Linked DNA regions of Mus musculus: all the other regions are linked to region 1. The links are chromatin loops, found by intact Hi-C in ENCODE. Cell type or tissue: left cerebral cortex. All regions are shown on one strand.

Region 1 (8,000 bases):
GTGGCGGCAAGAGGCATCATAGTTCCAACCTTAAAGGTCTTGCCACTCTTCCCAGGATCCCCTTTAAGCTGAAACCAAGTTTGGAAACTGCACAATTACGTGCGTCTATGGGCCAGGGTGGGCGGTTACCCGGGGGTGTGGTGTGGTGGTGGTAGTGAGAAGAAGTAATGGGGAGGGAGTGGGGGCAGAGACTTTGTGTGTGTGTGGCCCGGAGGGCAGAGTTTGGTATGTAAATGAATAAATAAATGAATAAGAAAAAAAAAGTTTGGAACGTGAGTCTCCAGGGATCATGAATCGAACTGAGAGCTCATCTCTAAGCACACGAGAGCAAATGATCTCACTGGCTCAGCCTTAAGGTATGGATCCTTCTTGGAGCAGATGTCTGGCAGGTGTGGGTGGGGTGGGGTGGGGTGGAGGACTGTTACTAAGTAACAGTCCCTGGTAATGGTGTCTGTCATCTCAACTCTTTCATCAGTAGGCCATTTACCCAATCCTGGTGACTCCTGGGACGATGTCTGTCCTGTTCTTTAATGTAACACTCATTTCTTGCATATAGTTAGTAAAAAGATACTTTTAAAGAGAATATGTAGAACCAGTTGCCAATTTCTCCCAATTTAACCTTATATCTTTTGTGGTGATTATAAAATGGTGGTGGTAGGTATCTTGAAATTACCTGTACAAACTTTTAGACTGAAAACTTTACAGGGCTCCTCTGCCATCTCACATGACTCCATATAAAATGTGATTCTTTGAATAGTCGGTCAGCCTCGTTGCAGCCTGACTTTTAGCCTTTCCCCACTTGCAGTGTTTGTGTTCTGTGAATCCAGCTTCTGAGACTTTCCTCTCAGCATCACAAAATGCCAATATCTAATCATGGCCAATCAGCAGTGACAGCTTCCTTAGGCATCCAAGGTGTTGGGAATTGAACTCAGAGCCCGAGTGACCTTCCCAGAATGCAACAGTACAGAGTATGGTGAATGCTGATTCCTTAGAGCCTATATTGCAAGTTTTGAGAGATTAAATGATTGGAAGGTCAGTAAAATACTATGATCTTCCTAATGCAAATAAGCAACATAAGATGTCACCATGTATAATACTAAAAAGTATAATGACACCACTAAAAACATACTAATGATAAGAAGAAAGAATTTAAAAATTTTGGGTAAACATCCCCGTCCCTAGGGTTGGAGGCCTGGGAAGATCCACCCTGCTCCGCTAGCTTGCTGAGCTGTCTTGCAAGTTTCTTTGGTGTGATGTTGGAGAATGCTCCTGTCACCAAGCCAATTGAGACAGAATGGCTGTCCCTGACACATGCAGAGCTCAGGATAGGGCTCAGTGCAATATTTCATCCATAGGATGACTGTATTTGAGACATTAGTATAACAGAAAATGATAGTCTACATTTCAGATGGGGAACAGGATAAAATACTAGGCATGCTTTAAAAAAAAAACAAAGAGGGAAAAGATTTCTATTGCCTTTGAAATGGGGATAGAAGTTTATGCAGTCCAGAAAAGAGCAGGCAAGGGCACAGAATTTAGGAATAGTGGGCAGGTGTCAGTGGCCACAGGAAGCCCCAGCTGTGCCAGATATACCTACGTCCTGAAATAGCTGGATATGAAGAGGCCACCTATGCTAGGACAGGTCTCAGCTCTGATGAAACTGGAGGGACCTTGATGCGTTTGTCACTACCTAAGATCCTGAAACTGCTTGGGTACAGCTATGTGTATGTGTGTGCATGTGCCTGCATATACTGCACAGGGATATGTCTGAGTAGGCACATATGAATGTATTGCACAAATTACTGCATGTATCTGTAACATGCCTGTGGATGTGCAATTATATGTGCTTGTGCATGTGCACAGTGTATGTGTGAATGTGAATACACTGTGCATGCAGTTCTCTGTGTATGAGTATCTGTGGATACGTGAGTGTATAAGTGGATATGTGTGCACATGAACATGTGAATATGTAAACATAACTATGTGTGTTTGGGACATGTGAGTGTAATGTTTACGCTTGTATGTGCATTGGAATGTTCATGTATTTGTCTATGGGCATGTGCATGTTGTCTCTGAGGACATGTGGATCTGTCTCTCCTGGAATAATTTGGTTATAAATGAAGGTCTAGAGTTGCAATAAAGTTATGTAACTATAACTTTGTCACACAATATATAACACAATATACTGATGACATTAATGTTTGTACAGGAAAAGCTGCTCAAATGTATGGGAAAATATATAATACATTATAGATAATTTTAATGATATAAAAATTATAATTAAGATATGAAAATAATTTATAATTATATAAACATATAATGATAACCAATATTTATTTATTCATTTAAATCTATTTATTTTATTCTATGCATACTGTGTGTATGCTCACTATGTGTCCTGGAACTGGAGTTATGGGTGTTTGTGGGCTACCCAGTCTGTACTGGGATCTAAACCAAGGTCTTTTGCAAGAGCAACATGTGGTTTATTGCTGAGCCATCTCTCTCACCCCATGAAAGGCACCTTTAAAACATTTTTAAAAATTAAATGCCATTGCAAATTTAAATTTTATTATAATTGTTTGTATATAACTGTACTCTCTGTGGCTAGTGGACAGCTTGCAGGAGTCAGTTCTCTCCTTCCTCCATGTGGGTCCCAGGGATCAAACACATAATTAGACTTTAGAGCAAGCACCTTTCCCTGATGACCCTAAAGTCCATCTTTAATGCATTGCTCAGTAATAAGCGCTATTGTCATGCACAAATAGATTTATACTCTTCCCTCCTCCCTCCAAGTCTACTGGATAGACTGATGTCTTTTAAACCTGCATTTTACACATATATTTCATACTTGAGCATTCACGTGCTTATTATGTATGTTGTAAAAATGTTTTAAGGTCATTATTTTAAAAGTCATGACATTGGTTTTGGTGATTGTGAAGTGTTCTGCATCTTTCTTAACACATCTCTTATTGTGGTCTTCATCCTTACTTCATGTCTTTAGTTGAACTGAGCATCCCTCTGATAAATACACTAACCTTTTGGTGCATCCATTTGTTTTGAAGACGTAGTTCTGCAAACTTTAGAAGTTTAAGGCAGCAGTGTCTCTAATGACTCCTGGTGATTTGTTAGCTTTGGTTTGGGAATGGATTCATTTGAATACGTGTTGAATACGTGCCTCTGAGGGGCATAAAATGTAAGCTGCCCACCTTTACCGCTGCTTTGCTTTTTGCAGGCTTTGAGACCCTCTGGAGGGCTAGCTAGGATTCTGGTTAGACTCTCTTCTGGGTGAGTCTCTGCAGCACAAGCCGCTGAACGCTAGGTGGCAGTGTTTCACAGCATTTAAAGTCCGCTTTGCCAAGGACACAGAATGGCTAACAATAGTTTTAGTGACCGAATATACATCGATTGTACTAAAACTTAGAAGAGAGACAATGGAGAGAAGGTCACATAACTTTTGTCTATGAAGCATGTTTATTTAAGGCAGCGACTGGAGGAGTTCCACATTGGCCTCAGTTGTCCCGGACATGTCCCTAGGACAAAGGTCGGTATTACAGGATACACGAGTTTGCTGCCTATGCAGCTTGAAAGATAGAAACAATTTCCCACCTACCAAGGTCTTGTTTTAGCTCTTATGCAAGCACATTTTTTCCTCTATTTTTTCAGGTCAATCTGGCAGCAGGCTACTCCCAATTTCCCTCTTTTTCACTAACTACATCTCTCCAAGACATGACGATGACGATGACGATGATGATGAATTTTTAAAAAATAATCTCCAAGTTTGTTTTGGTATGCTAGACTGAAGATTCTTATTTGAGGACAGGATTGGTGGTATATCTGATGGGTTTATTCTATTTCAGCCACCACCACCTCTCTCTGTCTCTCTGTCTCTCTGTCTCTCTCTCTCTCCACACACACACACACACACACACAAACGTCACTCTGTGGCTAGACTCTTGAGCATAAGCAGAACAGGACTTTAATTTGGATATTAAAATTTCGATATAGGAATGCTGCTTTCCACACTGCTCGCAGTTTCCTCGGCGTGTTAAAGGAATACTTCAGATGGGATAGCTGGGTAAGAGTGTAATAACTCTTTTGGGAATGGCCAAGCCAAGCAAATTCTAACAGAATTTTGTTCACCTGCAAATGCCATTTGTTGTGAAAAATATTAAAAAACGACCTTCAGGCTTCCTACTCTACTGCTGGCCACTCTCTGTTCCACCGGGCTACTCTCAGCCTGCCAACTCTTCAGTGGGGCCAGAGCTCCTGAGTTCCCTTCACTGACATGACAGCCCCATGCAAAGACCATCCACCCTACTGTCAGCCGCCACAACACCCAGCAACCCCTCAGAAACAAAACTCTCGATGACCAGCAGGCTTTGGCAACTCTCTACCTCGGTTGCCTGGTCGGCCATGCACTGGCGGACCTGGCGAACAATGGTCAACCTGTTATTATCTTGTGGAGACTCTGACTCAGAACTCCAAAACCTCTCCACCCAGCTTGCTAGGTTCCCCCTGGTGGGTTGTTACCATGCCAGCCCCATGCTTCAAAGCCCCCACAGCTTTTGTGGTGCACATTAGGCAAACCCACACTTTGCCACTGTACCTTTCTCTCTGGAACCCAGTTGAATCTCAGAGAGAAGAAAAACACCACACAAACTTAGCTCAGAAACAATGGTAACTCAATCTCTGGGTGCAACAACTAAAACCTAATCTTGTAAGCCATATTAAACCTAAGTTCTTCAGTGGCGAATCCTGACAGATCCGCCATGATATTGGGAAACTCTAGCAGCTATATCTTGGTCTTTCACTATCCTTGTTCCCACAAAACCTCTCTCTCCTCCTCCTTCTCTTCCGTGGTCCAACCCGGAAGTCCTGTCTACTCGCCCAGTGATTGGCTCCTTTATTCACTAGGGGATTGGTTCACAAGAAGTCACCTGAGTATGCGACTCACTCCTCCTCTGCAGGCTCTCTCAGGAGAATGGAATTAGCATCAAAATATAAATAGCACCAGGCCCATCCACAACAGCCACTATTCCCCTCCCCCCCACACCCCAAGATTAAGCTCAAGTCAAATGACACTTGTTCATTGCAGCTTTTCTTGGTCCCTCTTAGGTTCAGGGATAGTAACTTCTCCATTGTTTCAAAACTACTCGTTGAGTGTTGTCTGTCTTTGAAGTATACCACAGAGAAGAGAAAAAACGCTTCTTGTCACTCAGCACCGAGTGGGACATCATTTGATGACAATCGTTTGGATAAGAATCACAAAGGACAAGTGCGGGTGTTTCACATTTCAGAACCTGAACACTTTTTACAGAATTTACAGCAAACTAACTGAGAAGCAATAAAGATGAGGAGTCAGAGAGATGAATGGAGAAAGGTAAGAGAGGATGGAGAAGCAGCGTTTGTTGCCTTCAGGAGGGAGACAGAACCAAGGGGAGCGTAAATATGGCTGATGCCTACTGGATAGCGTCATGAACTGAGGCTGGAGAGATGCCAGCAGTCTGTTGCTCTACTGTGGACTCGGAGTTTAAAGGGACATAAGAAAATGATGGAATAGTTTTCCTTAGAGAAGACCACTCATTTTGGAAATCATGCGAAGAATGGTTCCTGGTATGGGAGAGGGAGGCTGGTGGGGAAGGCAAGCAATATTCAGATATATGATTTTGGTGATGGTGGTGATATTGAGATGTGTTGATATCAGGATGTGAAGACATAAGAGCAGAGGAACAGATGTTAGGAACTGTATTAGGATGAGATTGGGGTACTGAATAGCCAAAGGAGGCTTCAAGTTTCTGACTTCAGTAAGCAGCTCATTTTATTGTCTGGAAAAGAAACGGGCAAGGTACAAAATCATGAAGTCAGTTTTGGATAATAGGGTACTGATATACCTGGAGAGTATTCAAATAGAATTGTCAACATTGAGGTCAGGAGTCCAGAAGTGTTTTAGACAATGAGCTAGGACAGTGGCCCTCAGCTTATGATCCTGGGGCCAACTGTACCGCCCCTAGGAACTTGTTAGGAATGTAAATCCATTCCAGAGCTAGTGAGTCAGGTGGGGGAAGGGAAGTGAGGCCTCTTTGCTTTGGTGTGTTCCTTGGGGGATTCTGGTTTGTGGCGCACTTTGAAGGCTATGAGAATCTATCTTTAACACTTCGGAGATTTGTAGAGCAGAATGCACAAATTTAGAATCCAGGTATTGGTAAGAGTGATAACACTGTGTGTGTATGCAGTCATGGAAGCCAACCAAGAGGGAGGTTCACCATGTGGAAGGCTACCCAGAAGTCAAGTGAAACACAGAGAGGTGTCCACTGGCATTGCAGTTGACAACTATCAGCCATATCAGCCTGAAGGAACAGAGGGGCATGTATCTCAAAGCATTTGGATTAAACAATAAACAGAAGACAGAGAAGTGTGACTGATATATTTCTCATTGATAAGCTTAGAGTACAGAATGAAAGATGGCAGCAGTTGACAGGGGATGCAAGGTGGGATTGAGTGTGTGTGTGTGTGTGTGTGTGTGTGTGTGTGTGTGTGTGTGAAACGTGCACACATTGCACACACAGAACTCAAATTTAAGAACTCAGAGGCCACAAGAATGGAGAGCAACAGTGAGTGAGCTGTCTTTTTCTAGTAACTCAGCCTTCTGACCATAGCTTTGCCAGCCCAAGCTTGCTTAACACAGGATGCTGGAGAACAAACCCACTTGTGACGACTCCCCTTCTCAAGGATCCAGCAAGTGGCTGGTGACATTGTCTCACCTGAGCCCTTCATCTGAGAGGTATCTATCCTTGCCCTAGGAAGCTGATAAGACTCAGGCTCCAGTCCTTGCTTCTAGCTCCAGGCTTCCATGTAATTAGCTTAAAGGAATAACTGCAGTATCAGCCTTCTCAGTACTGATTCAGCCAGTGCCTAGGTCTTGTCCAGTCAGAGAAGATGTGGGCTCAGTGTATAGGGTGACCCAGCTCCAGTGCAGTGCCCCCAGGTCAGTCTGAACACGCCCTGTCATTCTTTGAAAACACTTCTCATTGCATGCATTCACTGTGCGTGGTACAGTGGTAAGTGCAGACACTTTCATACTCGTGTGCAGTGAAGATATCTTCCATGCTTCCTGTTCGCTTCCTTCTCCTCATCTCTGTTAGTCGTTTTTCTCTCAGAGAGTTTCCACTCTCATGTCCATACATGAATTTTTGGATATAAACTCTGGAACCACATAATAAGAATATAGAATATTTGTCTTTCTAAGGCTGGCTTAATTCACCTAATACAAATTACTCTAGTTACATTCACTTTTTCTATAAATGACATAAACTTTGTTATTCTTTGTAGCTGAAAAAATATATTATCTATCTTTATATATTTATATGTATTATTTCTACCATATATATGACAAATAAAATATGATATATCCATATCCCTATCTGTCTGTCTATCTATCTATCTATCTATCTATCTATCTATCTATCTATCTATCTATCTATTTTATTCCCTCACTCTTTTTTTTAGAGAGACTCCTGTCTCTGACAGCTGTTATGTCTCTACAAACTGCTGATCTGCCTTTATTGGAGACTCAGCAAAAACAAACAAACAAAAAAACCAAATGATACACAGAGGTAGGATAACAATAAGAGTCCTTTGAAAATTGTGGGCAGCACTAAGGGAAAGCAAGGCAATTAAGCTCCCCAGATGAGCATCCTTTCAGATCTTAGAGCTGAAGGGAAGAGCAGGGGGCAGGGTGAAGCTAGGAGACACTGGAGAGAACTGAGGCTATCTCATGAGAGATCTCATGTGATAGGTTCTTCACAGTACAGTAGCCCTGGTCCAAGCCAAGGCCAGCCTACAAGGGAGCCAGGTCACATAGACTGTAATTGGCTCATGTGTTCACATTCGCTCTCCCAGGGCTGAGAAGTCAGCAGGCAAAGGAGGTTGGAGGATGTAGCCCACAGGAAGACAGAAAGGCAGAGATGACATCTGGAAGCAGCAACAGAAGATTCCTCAGC
Region 2 (8,000 bases), 1.1 Mb after region 1:
GCTTCTCCTCACTGGGACTCCCCTGCAAGGCCTCCCTGTCCATTTGGTACCTGTTGAAAAGGTCTCACAGGTAGCAAATCTCCAACCCTTTGAAGGTCAAGATTTGATTGGGAGGTGGGGAGGAAAAAAAAAAACAATGGAGCCAAAGCCGCAAAAAATATTGTATAATAGGTAATATGAGTCACAGCCAAATGAGTAATCACCGAAAGGTACCCATGCCATTGGAGGATGTTCTCAGCACCCAGGGTAACTGCCACCCTGCTGTGTCCAAGTTAAAAAAAAAAAAAAGCTGGGCACATGACTTTAATTCCAGCACTTAGAAGGCAGAGGCAAGTGGATCTCTGTGAGTTCGAGGCCAGCCTGGTCTACAGAGTGAGTTCCAGGACATTCAGAGCTACACAGAGACAACCCTGTCTCAAACAATGAGAGAGGTGAGGAAGGAAGGGGAGGGGAGAGGAAGAGAGGAAGGGAGGGATGAAGGAAGGGAGGGAGAGGAGAAAAATCACTTCAAACTCTCAAACATGGCATCGGCGTGTATATTGTTTTCTTGGAGAATATCCAGCAACGCCAGAGAGGTTAAAGTGGGAAAAGGTCCTATATTATGTCTCCACTTAAAAGTAACTGATAAGGTCCAAAAACAGTTAACATATCTTTGTCCCAAACCGGTCGTGGTGGCGCACGCCTTTAATCCCAGTACTGGTGAGTCAGAGGCAGGCAGATTTCTGAGTTCCAGGCCAGCCTGATCTACAGAGTGAGTTCCAGGACAGCCAGGGCTATACAGAGAAACCCTGTCTCGATAAAACAAAACAAAAACAAAACAAAACAAAACAAAACATGTCTTTGTCCCAGATTGATCTCCGAGATGACCCCAAAACCTTGGCGCGTCTGCTGTACATGAAGGAGAAGCCCCTCACCTATGAGCACGGCGTGAAGCTGGCGAAAGCGGTATGATCGCGTTTGAATCGAGTGTTCAGGGATGGGTGAGCTAACCGAGGAAACACCTTGCCTTAAACTGCAAGGTGTTTCCGAGCTTCGTCCTTGTTCTACAAGAGCTAGAAGGAACCATTTTGGAGAGTGTTTCTGTCCGCCGGCCCCTTCTGTTTTTCATTAAGAAACTTCAAGAGTTTCAACAGCTAAGCATTTATCATTTTGCTCCAGCAGTGTCTAGACCATGGACTTGCCACATTTAGCATGAATTAAGGGGATCCATTAGACGTACATCTGTAAACCTCCCTGTTTATTATCAGTGTAACTCATCTAAATGACCCCACATGAGGTGTTTTGTGACTTTTTTTTTTCCAGGTAGAGAATTGGATTTGAAATCTGGCAAGGTTCTCTTTGTCTAATCCTTCTCTTCCTATAATAAATAGCCACTTAGTCTGGGGAGTGTTACGAACAGCATATGGAAATGTAACACACAGCAGAGGGTAACGGGGTGAGGAATCTAAGTGGCTGTCTGACAGAGCGAAGCTGGAATTACCCCCTCTGACCATTCTTCACTTCGGAGAGTCAGCCATAAACAGTGATCTTGCTACAGAAGTACTTCAAAATGTATTTGCCAGACGCCAACTCTCTGCCTGCCCGTTGTCATCACGACATGAGCAGAGCAGTCACTATAATGGATGCATGTGCAGAAGGAGACTTGAGGGCCATATTTCTCTATTTTGAATCGTCTTCCTCCTTGATTTAGTTCATCGATCCAAGCAGGAGAGTTTAATTTTTTTAATGTTTTACTTTCTAAGTAACTAACCCTGCAAAATGTATGCCCATAAGCAGTTAGTCTCCTTCTCCAAACTAGTCAAGAGTAACATTAACTACATATTACTCTTTAGAGAGAGAGAGAGAGAGATGGGTGGGTGGATAGGTAGATAATCGGATTTCTCTTATTAAAACTTGTTTAAAGGTCCCAAATGGCATATGACACCTTCTCTGGAAGTGGATTGGCTGTGGGGTTTTATGGGTACAATGCATAAGGACACCACGCAAATGTTTGACCCTTCCTACTTCTGACACAGTCCTGTAAGTCATCTAGGGAGACGTTGGCACCCTAAGCTTCTTAGAGATGAGGAGATGCCCCCTGGGAGATGAGCACCTGAATCACAAACACAGTTGAATCCAGCTGTTTGAGCGCCAGCACCTGGGCACCCAGACCTCATCCTCGCTGTCTTCTCCAGCCATGTGTGTGGCCCCTGGGAAAATGAGTGGATCTTCGGCTTCTCCTCCAACGTCCAACCTCAGATGCTCTCACTAACGTACATGTTAGTGTGTGTAACTGTATGTGGCTCCTGGCAGAAGAGCCCACTGTTTCTGGAGTAGCCTGCTCTCTGTGTTCCTTCCTTGCCTCTGGGACTGCCCCTGCCTTCATCTGATGACTTCCTAGCCTCGCTCCGAGCTTGGAAAGCTGCTTTTCGGTTGTTTGTTTGCTTGTTTGTTTGTTTCTGTTTTGTTTTGTTTCCCCTGTGATAATGAGTCACCCCAAAAGCCTCCGGTTTCATTTCAGCTTTATTTTAAGAACAGTGGCAGGGCTCATCGCTTGATTACCTTTTGACAGCCTCTCCTAGCAACTGCTCTCTGGTTTACAATCATGTTGAGCATATGAAAGCCAATTGAGAAGACCAAGTGAGATTGTTTTGTTTTGTTTTTTTAACTGGTTTTGTGACGACTCACGTAATTACAGAGACGTTTTTAGGTTCTCAGTCTTTGGCTCCTCTGTCAGATACTTCATTATAATAGCTAGCATCTATGTAGTGATGCTCTGGTCCTGGGCGTGGCACAGGCTTCCCCATAGTTAATCCTTGAAGCACCTTCTGCAGTGTGTGCATAATTGTTCAAACTCTCCTAGACAGAAATGAGGTTTAGAGAGGTGAGTGGCAGAGAGAGGGTCTGAGTTGATGCTCTGGCCACAGTGTTCTCTGCCTCCTTCCTAGAGTCTGCAAACAAATTCTTCAGTCTGGGACTCCTTTTGCAAAGACTTCTAGGAACAGTAGAGCAGAGTGGTTCCCTCCCCTGGTTTGAGAGATGGATGCACCTTGTCTCCCCAAGTTCTTTGGGCCTGTTGGCACAAGTCTTACTTCCTTGGATTCCTGTGGCACCACCATGAACTAACATACCAAAAGTTCCGGCTCTGCAGGCTATCCCTGTTGGCCTGTTTGCCCTCAGGCTTGCCTGCAGCTGGGAAGACATTTGCCTCTGTTCCTTCTAGCCACTGTTTTGTTTTTTTGTTTGTTTGTTTGTTTGGGTTTTCAGAACATTCTCATGTAGCCCAAGCTGGCCTTGAACTCTACATATGTCTAAGGATAACCTTGATCCTTTTGCCTCTACCTCTTGCTGGTATCAGCACATCTGATTTTATACAGAGCTGAGACTCAAAGTCTAGGCTTTGTCCGTTGCAGGCAAGAGTGCGGCCAGCCTGGCTCCAGTCCCCAACCCTTCTAGATACTACTGTGCTTCTTCAGTGCACCCCACCCCAGTCAAAGGAAGAGGAAAGTATTAGCTTGCTGTTTCTCTTGATTTGGCCTGTTACAAGTTGGCTTGTTTTCATTTCTTCCCATCAGATTTTGTATGCTGTGTACCGCTGTGGCATATCTCCCAGTCCTGGGAACAATGCACCCTAAGTGTTGTAAGAAACTAACAGAAAGGTGTTCTGTCTGCAGCCTCAATCTCTCCTTTGTTTTGTCTTACTTCCTTGAAAGGTGTCAGTTTGGTCAAGCCTGCTGCAGATTGCACACATGTGTGCCTAACTGAGGAGTCTCTGAGCTTTTGCAGATGGGTCCTAAATACTTAGCTGAGTAAGTCATTTGACTCCGAGGACCCGGGAAGGGCACCACTGTAAACAATAAAGGCTGTGTTTCCTTGACATAATTTTCCTTTTCAATCTTTGGTGACCCTAATGAATTTTTTTTGAGCATTCTTTTTAACATGACTGTGCCCTTTCCCTGAACCAGGACAAACTCTCCTCTCTGACCCCCTGAGCACGTAGAGCTTGACAAAACAATCGCCTCAGAACTGGGCTCTGTGTGTCTCTCACACGGAACATCCCAAATCACACCCAAGATCCGTTGGCTACTTTTCCTGGAACGATCAGCACACCCAAATGTTATGTTAACCTCCTCACACAACAATGCCTTTATGGACTGTCTCGTTATCTTTCCCCTTGTCAGAATTGGAAGAGACAAGTTTGGGCTCCTCCTGCCTCATTCAGAGGCCCGGGCTGGCAGGCTGACAGGCTAATATGCTAAAGCACTGTGGGTTGGCAGCACTGTGGGGAGGGAGGCAGCAAGTCCCCACTCATCTCTCAGGGTCCCAGAGTGAATGAACAGGAGTCAGCCAAACTCCTGGAATTTTCAGAATCCATCTGGAGCTTTGGAATTATTCGTGAGAAGTTTGTCCAAAGGCAATAGCCTACCGCACTTTCTAAGGCTTTCTCCCCCACTCTGCATAACGGACAGAGCCATCACACTACAAGCAAGCATTACAAGCAAGCACATTCATTTACTTGCTGTGCTTTTTATATGTGTGCGTGTCAACTTCCAAAGGCAGCAGGTGACATCTCATGTCATTGTTAGGGAAAAAAAATTCCCCACCCCCCTTTTCTTCTCTCTCATATCCTGTTTTTAATAAGTTTTTGACGTTTTCTCCAAATCTAAAGGCCAAACCATTGTCAAAACAAAGTCCATAAAGTAGATTTTCATCATGCACGGATGGCTTCAATTCCTGGCCTTTGATATTTCCCATTGACTTATAAAATAGCCATTCTTGTCAGAAAAGAACACTTACCAAAAAAGGACTTGCTGTCTGTAGGAAGAATTTTGAAATAAATTTCAGGATGTGATCAAAACAATTTCATTCGATACTGAGTCTTTATATATGTGGCCTTTCAACAATCCCATTTCGGGGACTGTTAGCTCAGCCAACTTGTTGCTGGGCTGGGTATAAAGGTCATAGAATAAGAAAAACAATGCACCTCAAGGGATGGGAAGAGGGCTTGTCATGTAAGAGTACCTGTTCTACAAACATAAGGTCCTGGGTTCAAATCCTCAGCACCCACAAAGAAGCCAGTAACCCTAGCATCAGAGTCGAGACAGGCAGATCCCAAGAGCTCACTAGCCAACCAGTGCAATCAAAGCTGCATGCTCCAGGTTTAGTGAGACCTTGCCTCAAGGGAACAGGACAGAGAGTGACGGAGCAGGATACTTGATATCCTCCTCTGATACACACACACACACACACAAAACACACACACAAAACACTCACTTGCACACACGCATACACACACTCTCATACATGCACACACAAATACATTCTGACATACATATACACTCACACTCTCACACAGGTATATACACATTCACATACACACATTCTCACACACACATACACATGTTCATATACATATACTCACACATACATTCACATACTTTCTCTCACACACTAACACACACATTCACACACACACATGCACACAAACACAAGTGTCTCACACACTCATACACACACACTCTCACACACATACATACATTCACACACACACACACATCTCAAGAGACAAAGATTTAAAAGTAATTCTCTCTCCTTCTGGTTGAATGATCATTTTCCCTCGCCTGGGCTTCGTCCTTTCTTGTCTAAGCTAATCCACACGTTTTTCTTCATTCCACATTATACAAGCTTCCTGGTGACAGACAAAAGCGTCCAACATCTGTATCCTGACTGTCCCACAGAATGCTTCTTTCAATTGTATGCATTTAATAAAACTCTAAATCTCTGACTGTATAGAAAAGTAGGAAAATGAGCCCAGCATGAATTTTTGGAGGAGATCATCCATTCTAGTGGGGACACCAGTCACAGCTGCTTTCTCCTGGTCCCCTGGAATCCCTGTGTGCCACCCACAAACTCCCATCTGTAATACCCTCTCGCTCCTGCCTCCCTGTTTCTCCAGCTAGTCATCTGCCAGGGTTCCCAGGACCAATATCCAGCCAACCTCTTTCTTCTGCATTTGATCTGCTTTTCTCAAAGTTAGCTGCAAAATGGAAAGTGGAAAGGGGGATTGGGTGTTTCTCTAGATGTTCTTCATATTCAGAGGCCCTCAGGACACAGTTGCCTCATGTGAGCTTGTGAGACAAGTTAACACTCAGGTCTCCTTCTTTACCAGAGCTGACAGCCAAGCACAAACTTCCCTGGCCAGTGATTTTCTTAAGGAGAATCAACAGTTTCTGCCCTGGATTTCTACATTCCCCATGGGATTTTCTAATTCTCATGTAACCCATTGTATGAAATCACTTTTTTTTTTCATTTTCAAAGAGTTGGAGTGATGGCTCAGCAGTTAGAAGCCCTGGTTGTTCTCCCAAAGAATCTAGGTTCGATTCCAGGACCCACATAACATACAACTGTCAGTAACTCCAGCTCCAGAGGATCTGGTGTCCTCTTCTGGCCTCTAATGGCACTGAATGCACATGGTATGCAGATATACCATGCAGGCAAAATATCCACACACATATGCTTTTCATCATCATCAATAGCAATGATAATTTATTTTAACAATTAGCAATTGTTATAATTCAAATAGAACACTAACCTATGTTCAAAATACATATGACTTAAGCATAAAAAAAATATACAGAGAAGGAAGGTGTCTCTATCAATGAATGTCTTCTATGAGTTTTATTTCTTCATGTTTTATTGTTTTAATTTAAAATTTGTTTTTCAAGGTTAGTTGATATTGAACACTATAACAAATGGTATCGTGTTGCCAAGAGATACATGCCAATCAAGAAAAATTTATGATGGCTGCTTCTTAGCTGCTCTTTAGGTGCAGTGACACTGCTTTATCCCACACAGAAGCGCCTCTTCACTTGAATATTGATCTACCACATCCCATAGAGAAATGAAAGGACACTGGAAACAGGCTGTCTGTAGAACAAGCAGACATGGGAACCTGGCAAGTCAGAGGGTTGGCACTCACGACTTTCTCTCTCTCTCTTTGCATTTAAGATTGGAGCGCAGTGCTACTTGGAATGTTCTGCCCTGACCCAGAAGGGTCTCAAAGCAGTTTTTGATGAAGCCATCCTCACCATTTTCCACCCCAAGAAAAAAAAGAAAGGCTGCTTAGGGTGTCACGGCTGCTGTGCAATTATCTGAAGTTGCCTGACACCCATCTCCCCGCCATGCAAGGGCATGGAGGGCAGCCAGTCTCTGTGACCCAACTCTAGCCAAAAAGGAGGGCGTGACCAGAAAGGAATTCCTGCATCCCAACGCCTGTCCCAGTGCCCTGCCAGCTTCCCAGCTCAGCATCCTGTAAGCCACTGCCACAGTCCTAAGCCAGCCAGACCATGAACACTGTGTATGGAGAATGCAGAGTCACATTCAGACCATATGCTGGTGAGGTGTTGGAAGCCGAGTGACAATCCATCTGGTATTTCATATCTTCTCTCCCACGGTTATGGACCAACAGAGAGTCATGACGGGAAAACCAAGCACTCTGTCCTGCACTGGTGGCCTTAGTTCATGTCTTCACCAAACTTGGGAATACAACACCAACATTTTTTTTTTCTGAATCAGTTCGTTCTTTTACCCAAGCACCTTAACGCTCATTTCTATTGCAGTTTCCCAATGTCCAATCACTTGAGCCTTACAAATCCACATCAAAATAATTGAAAGACAAGCTGGATTGTGTTCACACCAACTGACGGTGGATCTCTGCCAATGTTCTTAGAGCCATCATGTACCTCTGAATGCCTAATTACAAAAAAAAACTTTTCTAAACTTACAGACCTATAATGTTTTTAAACTTTTTAAAAGAAAACATCCTGTGAGTTACAGCTCCCAAGTTTGGCCAAAGATCATCCCACAAATGGTTCAGAAGATAGGGGGACTGCTCTTGCAAAACCCTACTGTTATTCAAACCAAAAAAAAAAAAAAAATGGCCCTGAGCAGGAACCGCTCCCAGAGAGGAATCCTGCACCTGACAGGACCATTGCAAACAGCCAGGGACTCTCCGTGTCTTA
Region 3 (8,000 bases), 970 kb after region 1:
CAGCTTTTGTAAGGCAAGGTGAAAGGTGGAGGCAGCAGAATCCCCACTGAAGCTTGTGGGCCAGTCAGTCTTGCGACAGAAAACGTGCAAGAAAGACCCTGACTCAAAGCAGAAGCAGAGAATGATGAGAGCGTTCTCTGACCTGCACACAAACACTGTGGTACAGGAACACCTATACATACACACACAGAGACACACATGCAGTAATAATAAATAGAAATTAACATAATTATATTTACAATTAATTTATACTACATACTTACGTTATAATTATAAATATAAATAATAAATATTATTCTATTTCTTTTGAAGAATATAACAGAGGGGGATGCAAATGTGATCAAATACATCTGTGAAAATGTCATAATGAAATCTATTATTATATACAATTAATGTAAGCTAATAAAAACATTTTTTTAAAAAATCTCTTTGTTGACCTGTCTAGTGGCATAGTCACAGATTCAGGGGATTGGGATGTGAATACCTTTGAGACGATTCCTGCCTGCCACACAATGCTTGTTTTATCTCCTTTGCCCAGTTTTAGAGAACAAAGACCTGTTGCCATCATGGGTGACGATTATGTGCCTCTCATTCTTTCCCTCATAACAAAGCACCAGGGTTCCAGTAACACTCTAAGCCAAACAGGAAGAAGGAAGCATCTTGGGTCAACTCCCGAGTCATGACTTTTTTATTGGACAATTCTCTCTCTCTCTCTCTCTCTCTCTCTCTCTCTCTCTCTCTCTCTCTCTCTGTGTGTGTGTGTGTGTGTGTGTGTGTGTGCGTCTGTGCGTCTGTGCATCTGTGTGTCTGTGTCTGTGTCTGTATCTTCCCCTTCTCTCATTTCTCTTTCTCTCTTCTTCTTTTCCTCCCTTCCTCCCTCCCTCTATCTCTTCCTGCCCCCCTCTCTCCTCCATCCCTTCCCCCAAAGCCTCTGTCTTGGTTTTGACTTTCCAAAAATCAAAACAACACATTTCCTGCTTCAGGGTGTGCCTGCAGAACAATAGACAGGCTGTCATTTTTTCCAGGTAGAGTTTAATAAAGGAAAAAGTTGCATTGAATTGAACTGTTCACTGGGTTGGTACAGACACGCACAAGGTCAAATGAAAGCCTTAAGTCAAAAGTTAACATAGTCTCATCTACCCTAGAAAATTAAAGATGGGAGCAACTGGGAACAGAATGAAGAGTAGAAACTCGCCTAAACATTAAAGGAAAGATTCACAAATTCTCTTACATCTATGTGATCTTTCTCTATGCAGCCTTTAAATAATGTTATGTATATACCAAGTGACCAGGATGTAGAACATGATAACAGGCAGATTTAACAAATTCACCATAGAATTTCTTGATACATGTTTTTATCCCGAGTTAGTTCACTAAAACAACCACAGAGTTTTGTGGTGTTGTTTGGCTTTATCTGTGGTTTTCTAATTGTCTCCTGTAGCTTACACTATGAAATGGTCTAAAAAGTTATTTAGAGAAGGGCTCACTGGTTTAAACATATGAACTTTCAAAAATGTAAAGTTTGGGCTGGAGAAATGAATTGGTGGTTAAGAGTTCTTCTTGCATAAGACCTAAGTTTAGTTCACAGCATCCACATAGAGACTCACAACTATGACACCCTCTTCTGGCCTCCCAGGGGTACCAGCATGCACATAATATAAAAACAGACATGCAGCCTCTCTCTCTCTCTCTCTCTCTCTCTCTCTCTCTCTCACACACACACACACACACACACACACACAAATAAATAAATAAATCTGTTAAAAATTCATGACAATGGTAAGTAAAGTGTGTGTTGTTCTATGGCTTGAAAGGCAGGTTCTCACACAAACTTTAGATCCATAAAGTATTTTTGGACATTTGTTTGGGATCTTTTGGCTCCAAACAACCAATGTTTCATGAATAAAATCTTCATCAGCCTGAGTAGAAGGAGAGAACTGACTCCCACAAGTTGTTCTGTGACATTCATGCATGTACCATCTCTTTCTCTCTCTCACCCCCTCTCTCTTTCACACACACACACACATACACACACACACACACACACACACACACACACACACACAGGAGAGCATACATACACACAGAGAAATTATACATATACATATATATAATTTTAAAATTTTTAAAAATGAAAAATGTCTTGTAATTGATTTTAAAACAGTGAATTCAAGGCTAAAAAAAAACTATCTAATTTGGTATTAAAGGAAATATATTCTAAGAGGGCTGCAAATATTTAGCCTACTACTGGGGTAAAGCTGGCTGCTCTTCTTAGCAGTACGCATGCTTGAAATGTTCAATTCCCAACCAAAGGAAGCGATCTTTTAGTTTTAATATCAGTGTTTAATATCATCCTTCAGTGTTTTAATTGATTACTATTAAATGGAACAATTGGTTTTTACCAGCTTGGATGTACCAGGAAGGACATCAAAACTTACCTTCTCTCTATTTGGTCCCCATTCCACTCCCTCAAGGGTCAATCAGGGTGATTGTTTCTAAATAAAGGATGCTTATTTGAGTATTAAGTACCTATAATTGCAGGAGTAAGCCCATAAGAGAGAATGAAACCCAGATCCCTTGTTTACCAGACAAGTGTTTTATCAACTAAGACAGGAGCTGTGCACACATGCCTTATTTAAGCATTCGTTTAAGCATTCGTTATTTAAAAATTATGAACTAACCAGTACCCTGGAGCTCTTGACTCTAGCTGCATATGTATCAAAAGATGGCCTAGTCGGCCATCACTGGAAAGAGAGGCCCATTGGACACACAAACCATATATGCCCCAGTACAGGGGGACGCCAGGGCCAAAAAAATGGGAATGGGTGGGTAGGGAAGTGGGGGGGGAGGGTATGGGGGACTTTTGGGATAGCATTGGAAATGTAATTGAGGAAAATATGTAATAAAAAATATTTTAAAAATTCATTCAAAACAAACTCTGAAATCTCATGTAGAGATTTCAGTGGAGATTTGCTAAACATGTTATAGACTTTGAGAAGATGTGGAAAAGACAAAATGTAACCCAAAGTTACTGGAATCTTAAAAAAAAAAAAACAACTCATAGCTGCTGCTTTATAGGAGTCTGCCAACACTCACACTGGATGGATGACTCATTGGAAGTTTATAAAATAAAACCGGGTAAAATATGCATAAATCCTTACACAAGTATGGTGGGGTTTTTTTCATGTTCTCACGGCTGTTACAACATTTGTCTGAAAACAGATAACATGCCTGAGAGAGGAATAACCATTTAATTCAAGATGAATGTAAGCTTGCTTGTGCACTTCTTCAGCAAGGAAGTTGGAGGAGGCCAGCTGAGATTGTTGGTGATGTAGAAAATAAGGGAGGGATCCAGTACCCAACTCCAGAATAGTAGGGAGGTGAGAACCTTCTGAAAGGAAGACAACGGGGCAACTGTAACTCATCAGAAGTAATTCAGATGTATATTTAACCACAAGCAACCATGTCCTTCGAGATTGGGCTGCTGAGAGACTAGGAGCAGCTTCTATCTATGAGAACTGGGCAGAAACACCTCAGGAATATATGCCCTCTTATCACCAGCCTTCAAACCTAAACAAATGCCCAGCAAAACCTGAGCACAGGAACACCATCAGAGGCTGTTAGCTTGCTGCTGGGTCTCTCCTGTGTCCTCCTCCTGGGAATCTGGTAACGAGAGAACCAGGTTTTGAACTACAGCTGTTGCTTTTAGGAGAAAGATTTGATATTAAGTTCTAACTCTTTGGGGTTAATTTAATAGTTATAAAGAAACATATTTTGACTTTGTATTATGGAAATACAGCAACACTACTGTAACAAACAACTAAAAATCAATATTACCAGTAGTCAAGGTGGCAAGGTGATATCACTGGCCTCCTATTATTGAAATCACAAAGCCCCTGTGTAAGCTTAGATTTTTCAAACCCTACTTTTAATATGGATTCTTAAATGCTTTAACCTCCCTTCTAGCCCACCACCCCACCAGAGATAGTGGGAAAGAAAGGGGGAAGTGGACCTGTTTAGAAATTGTCCTTTGGAGCAAATCCCATTGCACTGTCAGGAAATCAACAGTTCAGTCACAAGATTCGATCCACGCGCAAACACTACATGAATATACCAGCAGTATAGTAGAGTCAGGATAGCAGCAGTGGTGACACAACCTAGCAGGAACATCCAGGCCTCAGATGAATTGGCATGAGTCAGCAGGAGTGACCAAGACCATCAGGGACATCAGGAGAAGTCCTCTGCCATGCCTTTCACCAGTAAAGACAGGAGACCAGGAAATGTTGCAAAGCTAGCTATGCAAGACTCTCCCTCTTCCATTGCGTCCTATTTATATTCCTTCCAAACATCATGTGTCGTCCATGGGTCTTGCCTCAGCATATGAGTCTGTCTTAGCAAAACTCTGTATCAGCTGACATCACTCTGCCAATCCACCCGAGTTCTCAGAGGTGGCAAGAAGACACCAGAACACCACCAGAAGTTTTTTGTTTTTTTTTTTTTTTAGTGTATTTCTCTGTGGAGTAATGACAAGAAGAGATCAGCTATACAATGCAAGCTGAACCAGTACATGCTTGTTGTTATGGGAGAATTCTTCATCTTGTAGCAAACCATCTTCTCACCTGTGTCTACTTCAACAAAACGTTTCTTCGATTGTCTGCTTTTGCAAAATACCATCTGACACAACTGACTTTTCGAAGAACCTGTAAGTTTCCACATCGGCCCTGTGAGCATCATCCTACCAAAACTACGTGGCCTAAATCTAACCACACCATATGTTGTGACAAAATGTCAATGAGTCTAAAGAGCAGGGCTTAAACTAAGTTCTGACCTATCTTGTCTACAGTCTTAAGTCAAAGGTTTTAATATCCTCTAACGATCCTCTGGAATCCTCTGTTGTAACCTCGTCTTAACTCTTATTTTATTGATGTGGCTCTTCTCTCTCTCTCTCTCTCTCTCTCTCTCTCTCTCTCTCTCTCTCTCTTTCTCTCTCTCACACACACACACACACACACACACACACACACACACCCCTTTAGTCAGTTTGGCTAGAGCATCGTTAATCTTAGTTGCCTTTCAGAGAACCAATTTGCTTGATTCTGTCTACATGTCTTTTAGCCTCCCAGCCTTTCTTTCATTACTGTCCTGATAAGATTTCTTTCCACCCACTGCCTTGGGGATATGACTTGGTCTCAGGTTTCTAAGACCTTGAGGTGCATAATTAGATTATTTCCAGTCACTATGTTTTGGCTTTGTTGTTATCTCTCTTTTGTTTTTGTTTGTCTGTTTGTTTTTGGTTTGTTTTGGGGGGTTTTTAATATATGCATTTATAGCTATAAAACCCCCTTTTAATATTGCCTTAGTTATATCCTAAAGATTCTGTTAAGTTTTGCTTTCATTTTCATTGATACTAGGAATTCTTACATAGTCTCACCGATTTCTTCAGTGGCTCACTGTTCATTCAAGAGTGTATTATTCCATCTCCAAAACCGACAGTGTCTTTAAACCGTGAATGACATTGCACCTTAAAGGAGCTTTAAGAAGAAAATGGATGACTCAATGTTCTGTGTACTGCCAGTGTAGATCATCTATGGAGACAGTAATGGCTTGTAAGAAGCCTTGATGTGGGATGTGGTTAAACGGTACTGTAAAAATAAAATAACAAGCCGGACAGATGGCTCCATCAGTAGAGTGTTTCACTCTATTGTGAAACACTAGAGTGTTTCACGGGCATAAGGAGCTGAGTTCAGATCTCCAGCTCCCATATAAATCAGGCACATACCTGAAATCCCAGCCCTGGGGGGAGAGAGAGACAGGTGATCCCAGAATCCTGCTAGCCAATCATTCTAGACAAACAAATGAGCTCCAGATATAAGTAATTATCTCAGAAAATAAGAAACTGGGGGAAACAGCCATCAACCTAAGCCTCCGTATGTATCACATACCCATCAAACAAAGTAGTTCCTTAATCTGATAAATATACTATGGTTACAAAGAAAATGTGTACATTTCTAGAGAGTTTATGTTTAGGTATACAGAAAGTCAGGCAACATGACTGACCAGTCTCAAACGTTTCAGGAAGCTGGGCGTATAGAGGCAAAGGCAGAAGGAACTTGAGGCTAGCCTTCATTACATAGTCATTTCTAGGACAGCTTAGGTCAAGACTCCATCTCAAAACAACAAAAATATTTTAGGTAGATACAAAAAGGGGTGAGTTGATAATGCATGTGTGGCAAAGTGTGCGTTGGTGAATCTAAGTGAAGATTTCATGGGAACTGTTTATGCTACTTTACCAATTCTATGCTAAGTATAAGCTATTTTAAATTTCAAAGTGTTTAAATTTAATTCTTTTAAAATATGAGATTATTAAGTCCTAAGATATATGAAAATTTATTATTAATTCCCAATATCCACTATTCCTGGCTAACAGGGTTGCTGAATTCTACAATAAGGGGAAAATATATTTATCTCTTAGTAATTATGCAGACAACTGTATCAATTCATTAAATGGTTTAAGTGTTCATATGTGTATTTGAAATGAATATTTTTCAGAGTACTCCACTGTATTAACTGGAAGTAGCTGAAGAATGAGGGTGTTTTGAAAGGACACCATCAACCACCTCATACCCAGAGAGCTAACCTCTGAATATCATGACTCTAAATATCCCTCACTATTCCTGGGCTGCTGTCAGACTCTACATCACTTGGGTACCATCCCTCACTATTCCTGGGCTGCTGTCAGGCCCTGCATCACTTGGGTATCATCCCTCACTTTTTCTGGGCTGTTGTCAAGCTCTGTATCACTTGGGCACCATCCTAAACCATAACCTCAGAGAAGCTGCCACTTCCCAGGTCGGTATCCTAGCCCACACCGCTCTCCTGAGCGGCAGATCCACAAGGTCACAGCCAACTGTGAGGCTCCATTTGTACACCCAGCAGATATCTGCTCCCATCCCCACTATGCCAAACCCTTGATGTCCCCTATCCAAATCAGTCTTTCTCTGTTTTGATGATCACTAGCTCCTTCCATCAGGAAGGACCCTACATCTTCCTCCCACCCACATGCCATTAGTTGTCTAGTCCACTGACTCTCTTTCTAAAAACAATGCTTCAATCTGCTGGCATCCCATTTCAATCTGAGAGACAAGATATCAGTGCTTAATGTCACAGATGCTCTAATCACATTGCTCGGGGTGAAATCCATGCTCTACCCTCATATCTCTGTGACCTTAAGTAACTGCATCCACGGGCCTCGATAGTTTCATCTGTAAAGCTGGGGTCAATCCCGACACCCATGTTTCAGGTTTCTTATGTGAGTCTTCAACTGTGTTACAAGTGACTGCTGTTTTTTGTCCCTGTTTCATTCCAGCCAGCATCTGTCCACAAGATGAGCCTTTTACTGAGGTCCTTAATTCCATATTTGTGACTCCCTAACCTACCATCTAACTACAAGTCACTCTCACAAAAGACTCGTAGAAACATGGAATTCCCCTGTTCAATGTTTATCCATGGTTTTCCATTACTCAAATAGAACCCAATTTTTTTCCCAAAGCCTACATTCCCCAACATGACCTAGTCTATCTCTCCAACTTCTGATAACTGGAGATCACATGACGGGCATGCACTTACCATAGTGCTACTATTTTCGGCTTAAAAAGAAAACTGAGGGGCTGGAGAGATGGCTCAGTGGTTAAGAGCACTGGTTGCTCTTCCAGAGGACCTAGGTTCGATTCCCAACATCCACACGGAAGCTCACACCTGTCTGTAACTCCAGTTCCAGAGGATCTGGCATCCTCACACAGACATACAGGCAGGCATAACATTAATGAGCATAAAATAAAAAGAAATTATTTTTAAAAAGAAAGGTGAACCTAAGATTATCCCAAATAATAAAAATTCTGCTTAAAGATAAAAATAGCATTAGATATCGATGCATGAGAAGCAAGACTCTCACCAAGGCCTCTGGCTCCAAGTGAACGTCCAATGTCAAAATGTATGTGATT
Region 4 (8,000 bases), 980 kb after region 1:
ACTTTTTGCCCTCACTCTCACTGGGAAATTCTTTCTTTCATGGTATTTGAGCCTACTTCTTCCAGATTTTAATATGTACTGAAGACCAGTTGAACATCCAGCCTCTTGGACCAATTATTGGATTTTTTTAAACTTTCTGTTGGAAGCCAGCCAGACCACAGTCTGTAAGAAAGCCCTTCCAACACACACACAAATACATATATATACAATGGTGGGAGATTTATATAGATGGGATATATAATATATAATATATGCATGAAAAATTGGTGTAGGGAAGAGAGGCTGACCTCACAAGTGGATATAACTATTCTGCTAGGATTCCACAGTCTTCATCAGGATGGCCAGAGAACTGTAGCTCATATGTTTTTATGATGTAAAGAATATGGTAGCTTAATTATTTTAAGTACACATCACATCCAGAATATATATACATTCCACTCTCTCAGTTCTCTTTCTTTACAGAACGCTGCCCAGTACACTGTTGCTCCTTAAGAGCTGTGTGAGTGAGCTCTGCTTCCTTTTTTCTTCCTCCTTTATCACAAAGAGCTATTTCCTCTGCCTGATAAAGACTTCTCAGAAATGGTGACAGATGTTACTAGGTGGAAAGGGATTTATCAGCCAGGTCCAGATTTCAAAAACCAGGACAATACTACCCATGAATCTTGAAGGGAAGGAAGGGAGCAGCTGAGCAGAACCTACCATGTTTTATATAAAAGCTCACCTACTGCCTACAGAGCACCCACCTAGTCCTCCAATTTCCATTGTGTTTCCTAGCATGATTGAGTGGAGCTGTCTCATGCTTCAGTGTCAAGGAATTACTTGAGGTTAAGAAAGGCTTAAGGAAAGACATCAAAAAATCTATATTTCTACAAGAGTTTATCAGACCAATTGAGTTGTCACTTTATTTTATGGAGTCTGTCTATTTCAGTATGTCCAGACCACGGGTTAGCTAATCGGGCTCCACAAATCCCATGACCTCAATGGGATTTTGAAAGGCCACATTTACTGCAAGGAACCTTTTTCCAATGACATAAATGATATAGTGAGGACTCAAACACTTTTTAAAAAGATCTCTGGTTCAAACGTCCAGCTTAAGCATTATTGAATCCTAGCGGTGTGAGAAATAGGTGTAAGGGAGAGAGGCTGACCTCACAAGTGGCTATAACTATTCTCCTAGGATGCCACAATCTTCATCAAGATGGCCCTGGAAACTATCTCATATGTTTTTGTGGCATAAAGAATATGATGTCCAGAATGTAGTTTGGAAGAAGAAAGAGAGTGGACAAAATGGTATTTCGCTCTACCACCCCACTTCTCACTAAAGGTACCAAAGACACGCAACTTACCTAAGAACAAACCTTTATATCCAAAGTAAAAAGGAAACGAATGCTTCTATTATGTGCTAATTTTACCTATTAGGAAAGATAAAACACAAGGTCTCATGATCCACACCCAACTTCAAGTCAAACATCTGTAGCCTAAGACCCAGCAGTTCCCATCCAAGCCATGACTCTTCACCCCTACATTTCCATCCTTTTTGGAATGTGTGAACACTCAGAGAAATGAGGAAGATGCATATTTAGCGCCATCCTCGGCTTAAGGAATAGCTGGATCAGTGACGGAACTCCATATAGCCAAGAGAATGGTGCAAGTGTCATAGCCAACAGGACAGAGCTCTGGGCTCATCAGCATTCAGCTACATGGACTCAGCCTCTCTGTATTAGTCACCTGCTTGCAAAATGATGGCTGTGCATGCTTCTTTCCCAGAGCTTTGACAAGGACCAAATGTTAATGTGTGCAATCCATAGAGGTTTAGTAAGTCATAGATCATCGTTCATCATTGGCACAAAATGAAAACACAATCAGAGATATAGAGACAGAGAGGAGATACAGAGAGAGAGAGAGAGAGAGAGAGAGAGAGAGAGAGAGAGAGCACCATGTTGAAATTCCATCACCATGTCAGTAGTTTTAAGGAGTGGGGACCTTTTAGGATGTGATTAGGTTAAAAGTAGATCCTTCACACATGGGATTAATGTCTTTACAAAGAGACTGAAAGATATGGTTTGTCTGCTCTGTCATGAGATGACACAGAGAGGTTCCATCTATGAATATCAGGCCCTTGCCAGGCACTTAACCTGCTAGCACCCTGAACTTTAAAACCCCAGCCTCTAGAACTATGAGCAATGTATTCCTATTGCTTAAAAATTACCACATTTAAGGTATTTTGTTATAGCTTCCTGAACTGATGAAGATAATATCTTTTAACTTAACCTAGTTTGGGTCCAATTTTATTACTTAGATTTTTTAATGTATCCATGACAATGTTATTGTCATGGTTATTAATGGTATTATTTGAGGGGGGATTCACACTTTTCAAGAATCTTTCAGAATTCCATACCAGTGATGGTATCAATGACTGAGATCTAGGCCTTAATCTAATAAATACAGAAAGGTGGCTTTGAGGAGAAAATTAGCTCCAATGCCTAAGTCCAGGTGCCCAGGATGCCCCTCCACATTCACAGAGTGGTTTAACAAGCATGAACTTGCTCAGAAAGTTGTCACTGCATGAAGGACCTCAACATGCAAAAACACAGGACTTCCCATTTCTGCACATGCATTGTCCTTGGGAGGGAGGACACTCTTAAGTGTGAGCAATGGAAATCCATCCCAAGTCAACTGAATTCAAAGGGACTGTGTTGTCCCCTTCATGAAGGGAACTCGAGAGTAGGCTAGAAATGTTGAGATCAGCGGTGAGTTTTTCTCAGACTCTCAGCTGTGTTTCTGGATAACAAATCACAAGCTTTGCAGACAGCTGCAAGATTGAGAATCCCTGAGCCACTGCCTCCTAGACCAACTCTTTACACTAACCTCATTACCTGACTTCACCACATGTCTCCAATCATAAAAATGAGGATAATGATCATTTTTACCTGCTAGGTTTGGAGAAGGGATTACCTGACTTTAAACACAAGCTCTTTAAAATTATCGTCATTGTCAGCATCAGGCAAGCTCTTCCCTCCTGATGACAAAGATGCCTCCAAACAAGCTTATGTGATCCTTAGTGAGAGATGCCCATGGGAAAAGAACACCTGAGGACTTCAGAAACGAGCACAGACTTGATTCTCACTAGAAGCCTGGAGTGGAGGGTCGAATCTGCCCCCTCTAAATACTTAAACCAAAGGAAGAAGGCATCTTGGTGGCAAATCAGGATCTCCAGCATCTGTTAAAAAGCAAGGTGTTGCTATGCAGTTGGACCTTCAGGGCGATGGGGCACAGAGATGAGGGATCACTAGGATGTTAGAGATTGAGTATAATGCTTTGAATCAATCGGCTATGTGTCCAAACACTAAAGGTCCTTGTCCCCAGCTGGTTTTTGATTGATCAATAAAGATACCAGTGGCCAATGGTTGCACAAAGGGATAGGGGTAGGACCCTTAAAGTTTCAAGGGCTAGGACACAGGAGGTAGGAGAGAGAAATCACCAGTGGTGGGATACAGATGGACATAGGGGCTGCAGGACATAAAGCCAACCAACCATGTAAGATTTCAGATATGTGACTACTGGCCACTTCCCTGATAAGCCTGGGGTGTAGGATTAGAACTTCCCAACCTTTGAACCAGAGATTGAGCTAGACACTGAGTTTACCTTCAGCACCCTCATGACATTTGCTGATGCTAGTAAAATATGGATGCAGATGAATTTGAGACAGTCTGCCCAGGCACCTGAGCCTACTCAGTGAATCTGTTTCTCCTGAAGTTAGAGTCTTACAGGTTGAGGGCTGGTAACCTGTGGAAACTTAAGACCATGTCATTTTATGTTTAGTTTGGTCATAATAATTAAAATGATTCCCTGGACACAGCACAGCCTATTTCACCAGCTATTGATCCTTCAGTTCCTCAAACGATACATTATCTTTTCCATTTTAGATTATCTTTAATAGTTTGTTTTGCTCCTGTGTGCACACTTGCATTTACAAATGCCTATTCGTATGTGTGGGCACACATACATGTGCATGAGTGTGCAGGCCAGAGGTTACCATTAAGGGGCTACGTTGGTCCCTCTCCATCGTACACACTGAAGCAGGATCTCTCACTTGAACCCAGAGTTTGCTGTTTTACTAATCTAGCTAGCCAGCTTAATCAGAGGTCTTACCTACTGAGCTCCGGGGTTGCAGATGAACCTCCATGCCTATCTTGCCTTTACATGGATACTGAGGATCTGAACTCTGGTCCACATGCAGCAAGACCTTTCCCATAGAGCCATCTCTCCAGCCTATGATGTTGGGTTTTGGTCTGAGGAGGGGAAGGGAATTGTTTGTTTTGGTTGTTTTGAGGTGTTGTTGTTGTTCATTTGGTGGGGTGGTTTTGTGCTTTTGGTTTTGTTTCTTTGTGTGTTTGTTGTTTGTTGTTTTTCAGACATGGTCTCATGATATAGCCCAAGCTGGCCTCAGAGTTGTGTTCTTCCTCCCTCAGCCTCCCAGTGCTGGGATTGCAGGCATGTCACCTGATCATCTGGAGAGAGGGAATTTGAATGACCCCTAACCCAACGGATCTCATCTTTCCTTAAACAGATCGTAGTCCCACCCATGCCTCATTTACAATTAACCCAATTTCTCTCAAAATTATGAGATTACAGGGGGAAAAAAGTCCTCAAGATAGGGAAAAAATCCTTCTATATAATTTTTTTTAAAAAGCATATCCCAGAGACTTCGGCCGATAAGACACACCATGACATGGTACATGACATCGGCGATAACTGGAAGCTGAGCACAGTGACTCAAAAGATGCAGAACACAGACACATGAGCATCCCAGATGGAGATGACTCATCCCCCTTGGGAAGGGGCAGTTCCAGTCCAAGCTAGAACACTCTGTTCAGTGTTAGTGTCCTAGCCAGTCGAGGATATTTGGGTCAGAAGCCTTACAACTACAGAGTGTTGTTGTTCCCAATTCACATCTTCCCATCACTGTTAGAGACTGCTTAGCCTCTGAGAGAACTTTCTATGGAATGTAGGTGGCTAGAGACTTCTAGGTGCCCTCGAATAACCAGAATCATAACACACTGCACGTTTATAAACCTGGAATCAAAATACTGCCACAGAAAGACTGTCCCAGAATAAGATCTGACCCAGTTACACTACTTCCCTGTGCAACCTCTGGTAGGAAAACAAGGAAAGAAGTCAAGGTTCTTCCTTCTTTTAAAGTCACAAGAAAACTGGACTAAGTCAGATGAGTCAGAATTTATGCAAGATACGATGTGTGTGTGTGTGTGTGTGTGTGTGTGCGCGTGCGTGTGCGTGTGCGTGTGTGTGTGTGTGTGTAAGAGTGTGTGTGTATGTGAGTACATGTGAGACAGTGTGTAAGAGAGCCAAGGCGTGTGAGACAGAATGTGTATGTGAGTGTGTGTGTGTATGTGAGTGCATGTGAGTGTGAGAGTGTATGCATATGAAAGAGAATGTGTATGTGTGAGTGTGTGAGAGAGAAAAAGTGTGTATATGTAAGTGAATGCATGTCTGAGAGTGTGTATTTTGAAAGAGAGTGTGTGCATGTGTATAGTATATGTAACAGAGTTAGAAAGAGTGCATGTGTGATACAGAGTGAGTATATGTATGTGTGAGTGTGTGACTGTGTGTGTGTGTGTGTGTGAGTGTGAGTGTGACTGTGTGACTGTGTGTGTGTCTGTTTGAGCTGACATTTACAGAAATTCCTGTAAAACCAAAGCACAGTGAACAGGAATGAGCCAGGGGATTAAGGTCTGTTGGAAAAAGCAAAAAATATCACCCAACAAGATTTCACCATGTGCTGTTAAGTTTGGATAAACTTAGCGGTGAGGTAAACCAAATAATTAATGGTTTTGTAACCACCAGTCAATCATCTGCATGGCTCTAGACCCAAAAGTACAGACATCTGCCTACGAGCATGTTAGACAGCAGTCTTCATACCACTTCCAAACTCATATAGGCAAATGTTTAGAATGGAAGGACACTCTTGGTCATTCTACCTGGCCAACCATACACACCTCTATCGTTTCCTGAACCTGTAAGAACAATAGTAAAATTTTAAGATTCAGGTTCATGTAAGGGTTGTTGTTGTTGTCTCAGTCATCATTGCTGTTGCTTTAGACTTTCATTATGTTTGAGACAGGGTCTGACTATATAACCCTGACTGGCTTACATATAGTCAGGCTATAGACCAACTTTCCTTGAACTCAGAGATTCACCCCTTGAGTGCTGGACTTAAAGGAGTACCCCACCTGGCCCAGTTTTCATGGCAGTCTTGTTGTCTAAAGGTTTTAATATTAAAAATGATGTATTTTCATAGACAGTGTAATCCACTTAACAGTAAGTCTAAAATACTAAAATTTTATCTTCTTGTTATTTTTTAATAGAATACTCAAAACTTCCTTCTATAATTGTTACATTTTTGTTAAATGGTGATAAAACAACTTTATAGTGAGAAATACAGCCAACATTCTCCAGAGCTATAAGCCATTTGCCTTCCATATGTCTTCCAGCCTGGCATAAGTACCACTCCACAGATGAAGAGACACAGAACTAGCTTCTTGAAGTGTCTTAAAGGTCGCAGTACAAAGTCCGCATGACCATAAGAATGGACTTAACTGTCTGTGCCCCATGGTGCAAGATTTAGTTACACATGGAAATAGCAACCTCACCAAAAGCCTCTATAGCCGATATCTATAGTGTGCAGGTGTAGGTTCTGCCACTCTCAGCCTAAAGGCCAAGGAAGACCCTGCTCACAGCTCTGCCAACCACTGTATCATCACATTGTGCTCGGAAGATCCTGTTCACTTCCAAGCAGCAGGTTTGGGGGTCTTTTAAGTTTGGGGGAGAAGGGATGTTTGCACTGCCAATCAATCACCTTTTAACCTGCACAGGTTTGTGTGACTACCTCCTTCATCCTCAAAGCCTTCTATCAAAAGTATAACAGAAGTTTCTAAATTACAATTCCCTGCATACCCTGCGGTCCCCAGAAAGACTAACTGGAAATAAAATTACACCAACTACAGGCAACTGTGGGGGCCTTCACGTGCTTCACAACGGGGCTTCATATGATCCATTTACACTCCAAGTAGAGTCAAATAAGTGATCTCTGTCTGTCATTCAAGCTGTTCATCAGTGTGTGGTACTTCCCTCCCAGCTCAGGGTAGGATGATGCTTCTGACCCTTCAGTTGAGCCCCTATAAGCGTGCAACTTGTTCTGGCCAGGGAATGTTAGCAGAGGGTCACTTCCTAAAGAAAACAGAGCCAGAGTTTCTCCATGTCCATTTCCTCACCTGCCATGGTGTGCATGACAGTTCAATCAGCCCCAACCCTGAATAAAAAGAACAATGCTGTATACAAGATACACAGGAGGGGGGGAGGGGGAGGGGGAGGAGAAAAAGGAGGGAGGAGAAAAGGGAAGAGGAAGAGGAAAAGGAGGTGGAGGAGAAGGAAACGGAGGGTGCAGAGGAGAAGGAGGGGAGGAGAAGGGGAGGAGAAAAAGGAGGAGGAAAGGAAGGAAGGAGGAAAAGAAGAGGGAAGAGGAAAAGGAGGAGGAAGAAGAAGAAAGAAAGAGAGAGAGAGAGAGAGAGAGAAAGAAAGAAAGAAAGAACGAAAGGAAGGAAGGAAGGAAGGAAGGAAGGAAGGAAGGAAGGAAGGAAGGAAGGAAGAAAGAGAAAGTTATTTCGAATTCTGAACTTTGGGGATTATTGTTATGGTAACATAACATCCCTGATACACTCTATACCTAATTGAAATGTTTTTCTTTCATAGGAAAGAAATGTTGGGGCACCAAGCATCATGGCAAGTTTTACTCTATTCAAAACAGAAGAGGTGTGGACTCTGTACCTTGACAGCATGCACATGAGTTGTAGGTACCTAAGTTACTGACAGTCACTAAAGCTGACTTTTCCCCGTCCCGGCCACAGTGAAACCGCTCAAAGCCCTTAGATAATCTGCAATCTTCAAAATCTCATAGGAAAGCAAAGGGTTTTTTTTACTTT

What was found. Hi-C counts contacts between places; a loop is a spot of excess contacts. Peaks named below come from ENCODE experiments on the same cell type or tissue, not always from the same donor. Only the 100,000 strongest peaks of a DNase experiment are listed, where the experiment ranks them.
Region 2: it touches region 1 in a loop (6-fold over the local background); 36 of 42 quality-filtered maps call a loop at or near these places.
Region 3: a loop joins it to region 1, with 2.3 times the contacts of the local background. A loop is called at or near these places in 2 of 42 quality-filtered maps.
Region 4: a loop joins it to region 1, with 2.4 times the contacts of the local background. A loop is called at or near these places in 2 of 42 quality-filtered maps.

Annotation. Positions count from the first base shown.
Region 1 is chr12:74,317,191-74,325,190 of GRCm38, forward strand. No RefSeq gene overlaps it. Among named protein-coding and RNA genes, the nearest start is that of Gm34552, 4.0 kb to the left of the region's middle. In left cerebral cortex, CTCF peaks have their summits at 1 (motif pointing left) and 3,321 (motif pointing right); DNase peaks (open chromatin) are centred at 3,335 and 3,568; H3K4me3 peaks cover 297 bases.
Region 2 is chr12:75,393,120-75,401,119 of GRCm38, forward strand. It overlaps Rhoj (ras homolog family member J), which reads left to right. Exons shown (of 5, transcript NM_023275.2): 4 at 850-945; 5 at 6,988-8,000. The coding sequence ends at 7,134. Among named protein-coding and RNA genes, the nearest start is that of Gm34613, 19 kb to the right of the region's middle. In left cerebral cortex, no CTCF peak of the experiment used is centred here; a DNase peak (open chromatin) is centred at 3,609.
Region 3 is chr12:75,287,555-75,295,554 of GRCm38, forward strand. No RefSeq gene overlaps it. Among named protein-coding and RNA genes, the nearest start is that of Rhoj, 17 kb to the right of the region's middle. In left cerebral cortex, no CTCF peak of the experiment used is centred here; a DNase peak (open chromatin) is centred at 3,181.
Region 4 is chr12:75,299,479-75,307,478 of GRCm38, forward strand. No RefSeq gene overlaps it. Among named protein-coding and RNA genes, the nearest start is that of Rhoj, 4.8 kb to the right of the region's middle. In left cerebral cortex, no CTCF peak of the experiment used is centred here; a DNase peak (open chromatin) is centred at 4,832.